Linked DNA regions of Homo sapiens: region 2 is linked to region 1. A link is a contact called in ENCODE Hi-C or POLR2A ChIA-PET data. All regions are on one chromosome and are shown on one strand. Each heading gives the region's core, a stretch centred on a gene start or an enhancer-like site at or near the end of the contact. The rest is flanking DNA. Distances are from core to core; before and after follow the strand shown. Region 1 has its middle 280 kb from the start of LINC00595. Region 2 has its middle 310 kb from the start of ZMIZ1-AS1.

Region 1 (2,728 bases), core at 186-2,685:
TTTCACCTCATCTCTGCCTTGAATGCCCTTCCCTTCCCAAATAACATCTATTCCTGCTTCAGAATTAATCTTCCCCCTCCTGTCTGTTATCTGGGAAGCTGTCCATTAGCCACCCTGAGCTGAATTATAGTCTCCTTTTCTTGCTTCCACAGCAGTGAGATGGTGGTGCTGAGCCCTGAACGCTGTCTGCTTCCTAGAAGTCCCTGGCAGCGTCCCCACCCCCACGGAACCCCCTCACCCATGTTCAGGAAAGCTGCCTTGTGAAGCTGGTCATGTGGGATGTCACCTCAGGAGGGAGGAGTGGCCTGCCCAGCACAGCCCGCAGCAGCTCAGGCAAACACAGTGCACCTCACTTGTCTGCATCACCATGGCCCCTAGGAGTGAGCACGAGCTTCCACAACCTTTGCTGACAAACAGGGGTTCCGCCCAACACAGCCATGATGCCTCAACATCCGGAGAGACCCTGCCTTGTATCAGCACAAGACTCCTGGGTTTAATGATGCTTGACCCTAGCTTCTTTCAAGACTTTGGTCTTCATTTGTGCATCTGCAGGGAGCAGGGAGCATGGAGGGAACAGCAAGGGCTGGGAGTGGGTACCAAGTCAAATTCCAGCACCACAACAGGGAGCCTCGTCTTCAGCCAGTTCATTCAACTCAGGGGGCTTCAGCGTCCTCACTGGTCCAGTACAGGCAACATTCCCCCTGGCCTGCTGTGGGGTAACAGGAAAAAACATGGGGTGCCGCCAATGACATTGGGAGATGTATCTGGGGGTGAGGTTCTGGAGAGCTTCAAGCCCTGGGGGATTTGGGTCTTGAAGGCACACTGTGGACCTGGAGCAGCACTAGCCCTGCATGGCACCAGGACCCTGCCCCTCACCATGAACCAGAACCCTCTCCCTGGGAGATGAGTTCTCACCAGCCAGGGCTGCGGGGTTGGGGGCAGAAAGCAGGAGCAGCCCCTAACAGCTCAGTAGACGACAGCTTCTGGGAGCCTTTTTCACCAGGATCTGAGGCCTGTTTACATGGGTCCCCCCTGTGGTCTCTGCTGCTTAATATGCCTTTTGAAAATGATGCTCAGTGGGATGGTGTGTGCACATTTGTAATTCCAAAGAGCCGGCTGGTTTTTCACAATCTGTGCCTGCTAATTTCTCAGTCACAGGAAGGGAAATAGCAAAAAGTCCCCAATACTCCTTGTTGAGTGGATTCCCTAATAGCATTACGTAGTGCTTCCTATTTACAAAGCACTTTTATTTCTCTCAATGAGAAAGGCAGACCTACTGCTATAAGCCCAGGGGGAACCCGGCATCCACAGAGGAGAAATGACTCGTCCAAGGTGGCACAGTGGCAGTGAGAAAGAAGGGCAGGCACAGCTGCACCCCGTTTCTCCTGCCAGCTAAGTGCATGCCCCTTCATAGCAACCTCTGGCATAGACAGAAGGAGAGATGAAGCAAGAAGTTCCCAGAATGAAGGCTGTTTCCCCTAAGAGGTGGGCGTCCTGCCACAAGAAATGGCTCATCGGGAAACACTGAGTGAAAACCCACATTCAGAGCAAGGCTTCCCAGTAACTGAGATCCAGCCTGAGGTTTCCAGGAGCTGAGCCTCAGATGGAATGAGGGCGGGCTCAGAGCTCAGCCAACCCTTTGAAACTGAGCCTGCGGGTGAAGTCAGGTCAATACATTCACAGGCGTTTCAGGCCCTATCGACGTCTGGGGTGGGAAACCCACCCGAAAGCTGTTGAAATACAGGGGCCAGCACTGGTTCTGCAGAACAGTGGCTCTTTGAGTGGAAGGTGTTCGAGAATTAAGTTTCCCCAGTGTTCCCAGGGCTCAGACTTTAAGCCAAGGGGGGCTGGGGCCCCCAGTGCCTGATGGAGCCGCTGATAGGTCCCTGCTGGCTAAAAGTGATGACATTGGCAAGAAACTGATCTTTCTGGGGAGCAGAAACTCAAGAGCACTCAAGTGAAGAACACAAGGCAAGTTGTGTTACCTGCCACAAAGCCCCAGCTTTCAGGACCAGGGGAGGGGTAGATGGGGACCACTTGGTATTGGGTATCAGGAGACCCAGACCAGACCCTGAAGGAGGAAACGGCTGAAGCGAGACCTCTTATCTTGTCTTGCCTCCTCCTTCGGCATATAATCGGAACGTGCTTAGGCCAGAGGCAAGAAAGCATGTAATCCACTACCTCCCTCTGTGTCATAGACAGGAAAATTGAGATCCTGTGGCATCAGGAGCCTTGTTCTTGGGTAACAGAGTGTCAGACATGGGACTAGGAAGCAGGCCTCCAGATTCCCCGTCCACTGCTGGTCTGGACTTGGAAAACAAACAAAACTCAAAGCCTCCAGCCCTTTGTCACCATGCAGCAGGCCACAGCCACAGCACACCTCCATCTGGCCTCCTCCATATATTTTTCGTGAGCCCACAGAGTGCTGTTCCCTGCTGTAAGCTGATGCTTGCACACAAATGTCTGGCCAAAGCAGTTTTTGTTTAAAAGCTAAGTCAGTTTGTACAAAAGCACACCCTGCCTGGCATGGCTCCCTTAGCACATTCCCACTGCTAGTCAATGCCTGGTTGAATTGTGAAGACCAAGGACATGCAATGTAGGTGTCACCTGTGCACTACTGGAGATAACCCCGGGGCGGGGCAGCTGCTGACCTGGGCTCCAGAATCTCAGGTGCAAAATGCAGCTTAGATCCAACAGGGCTGAGATAGACACAAAGAGATGCAACCCT
Region 2 (2,700 bases), core at 28-2,527, 210 kb after region 1:
CAGGGAGGGCAGCTAAGTAGTGCAGTGTGTGACGGAGAAACATCTGTAGGATAATACAGCGGAAAAAGCATGGAATGTTAGAATCAGGCTGCCTGACCTCAGCCGTCTCCCAGCCATGCGGTCTTCAGCAAGTCCCTTAATTTCCCTTTGTCTTAGTTTTTTCATCTGCAAAATTGGGATAAAATTACCATTAACCTCACACAGGCTTGTTGGAGGATTAAATGGGATAATTGATGCAAAAGCTCACTGTAAACTTCTAAATCCCTATACAAATGTCACTCTTCCAGGGAGCTCTAGAAAACCATGCTGGATTCTGGACTACTACAGTAGGCTGTAGAAATTTTGTGATTGGTTCTGGAATTCTGCGTTGGGTTCCAGAATTCATGGATGGGTCTAGAACACAGACAGACTTTTTCTGTAAAGACTCAGATCATAAATATTTTGGGATTTGAGGGCCATGCTGTGACTACTCAAGTTTTCTGGAGATAAGAAATGAATGGGCATGGCTGGGTTCCAATAAAACTTTATTTACAAAAACAGAAAGTGAACCAGATTTGACCTGTGAGCTGTACTTTGCCAGCCCGGGTCTACAGTGATCTGTGTAGGAAAGCAGTTTTGTGAGAATGCTACTCCTCTCCTCAGAATTTAACTCTCCCTCTTTGACACCCTCCTATCCTCCCATCTCCCACCCACTCACATCCATACCTCTTTCTTTACCCAGCCAACTCAACCTTCCAAAACCAGTTAGAGTCAGCTGCTCCACGAGCAAATTGCAGTCACTTTTGGCCCTTGCCTGCCTCCCTCACAGACTGTGAGATCCTTCCAGCAACCAGCTATGTTACCCAAGGCCCTAGCCCTTAGTCAATGTTTGGTCAATGTTTGTAGAATAGATGGTATGAAAAAACAACAACAAACAAACAAACAAAACAAAAAACAGAAAACAAAAAAACATCCCAGGGAGCCAGGACATTGTCATTCTCAGGAAATCTGTGAGCTGGGATCGTTTCCAAAATCTCAGGTCTGGGCACCAATCCTCTAGTTATAAGCTACTCCGTCAGGGCTTCTAGAACCATCAGTAGGCAGCATCTTTATAGATGCAGGCCAACTTGTGTGTCCACAACCCAAGCCTGGGGCCAACCTGTTGTCTACATAGGCGTGGTGGTGCCCTGTGGCAGCAGGCCAGATGGGCAGGAGCAGGTCAGCGGAAGGCTATAACCTTAGCGAGAAGGTGACAGCCACAGCACCCCTCCCTCTGAGGGAAGGCGCCCCATGTGATCAAGCACATGTGTTCCTGCTCATGACAGCGCAGCAGCCTCCTCATGCCACCCTCGGGGAGCCTCAGCCTCCTCCAGGCTGATGATGTGGAAACTTCCAGAAGTGCAGCAGCCTCTCAGCTTTCCCATTTGCTAGCTTCCCCCATCCTCCTCCTGGGCACAGCAGACAGGCAGAACCAAGTTGTGTAACTCACCTCTGAGTCACACTTCCCCTGTTTCCCCCAGCACGGCATCTGCTTTCTGCCTGACAGAGCCAGGCTTCCTCGGGACAGCCAGACAGGCGGCTATTGTTCAAAAGTCAGGGCCGGTTTGATGGGCTCTCCCGCCCCCAGTAGATGAGCTAGGAAGATGTCACTTTTAATTACAACGGTGAGGGAATAGGTATAGGTGTGTGCGTGTGTGTGTATGGAGCAGGGTTCCACAGGCTTGTGCAATGTGCGTGTGTCTTCACATCGTGACGTGGGTGTGTCGTTAGTGCAGGCTTGTGTATTGCATAGGTGTGTGATGGGTACATGTGTGCTTGCACACGCAGGGCTTTGTGTGTGCACAGGCAGATGCTTTTGGGTACATGGGAGGCTGTTTTTCCTATACGTGCTGTGTGCCTAAGAATGTCTGCTGTGTGGCCATGTGCTTTCATCCGGGTCTGTGCGTGTCTTTAATTTAGGACTCCTTCTCCTGGAGGATTCGATAGCTTCCACCCTCTAGCCTTGGCAAATGAATATTTTATTACTTTTCTTTTGCCATAGCATTAAGCAGTTTTCCTGCGAAGAGCGAGAGCATGACACACTCCAGCAGACAGAGACAAGGCCTCTGATGTCAGAGCCCTGAAAAGCAAATCACCCTACGACGACGTCCCAGGAGGGCTCGCAGATGCTGGGTGTTAGGGCCATTAACAACTGATGAGTCAGCCCTTTACCCGTTCGTCCGACAGCATTCTCTCGAAATATAAAGCCAGCACACCCATTTCACAGGAGGCTGGAGGGAGCTCCCTGCCACTCCTCCCAAAGCCAGCCCAAAGCTGTTTAATTTTTTTTCTCACTTCCTGGTCCTCCTGTTAGGCAAAAGGCTGAATCCTGGGAACAGAAGATCATCGTATAACCCAGAGCCGGCAAGTGAAAGGTCCTGACTTCTCCCCAGGCTCAGGGTGAGGGCCAGGCAGCCAGGCTGAGAAGGAGCCAAGAACACAGGAGGCAGGAGGCCGTGGAGGCACAGTGGGAACACCGATATCAAGACAGTGAACAAAGACAAGCATGTAAAGGATGGATTCGTAAATAGGTCATCTTTATATTTCACTCCCCCTCGGGACAGTCTGCAAGGCTGGGGAGGACATGTCTCAGGCTGACCCGCTGAGGAATGGGTTGTACACCACCAACTCTAACCTAATTGGTAGAGGGTTGGCTGCCCCCATAGGCAAAACTAGCACCCT

Evidence for each region. A loop is a pair of places that touch in the nucleus more often than their neighbours do. ChIA-PET counts read pairs that join two places held with the same protein, here RNA polymerase II (POLR2A).
Region 2: a map of cardiac septum shows a loop between it and region 1 (1.9-fold over the local background). The contact joins two enhancer-like sites. A Hi-C loop is called at or near these places in 1 of 168 maps with a recorded cell type or tissue (cardiac septum). POLR2A ChIA-PET finds 5 or more read pairs at or near these places in 1 of 52 experiments (activated CD4-positive, alpha-beta T cell).

The regions. Positions count from the first base shown.
Region 1 is chr10:78,542,401-78,545,128 of GRCh38, forward strand. No RefSeq gene overlaps it. Among named protein-coding and RNA genes, the nearest start is that of LINC00595, 280 kb to the left of the region's middle. RefSeq lists an enhancer at 1,162-1,663. Within about 2 kb of position 1,436, at least 15 of the 41 ENCODE cell types and tissues checked have a DNase peak (open chromatin) inside an H3K27ac peak, as active enhancers do.
Region 2 is chr10:78,755,539-78,758,238 of GRCh38, forward strand. No RefSeq gene overlaps it. Among named protein-coding and RNA genes, the nearest start is that of ZMIZ1-AS1, 310 kb to the right of the region's middle. RefSeq lists enhancers at 779-1,417, 2,057-2,695, 2,696-2,700. Within about 2 kb of position 1,278, at least 20 of the 41 ENCODE cell types and tissues checked have a DNase peak (open chromatin) inside an H3K27ac peak, as active enhancers do.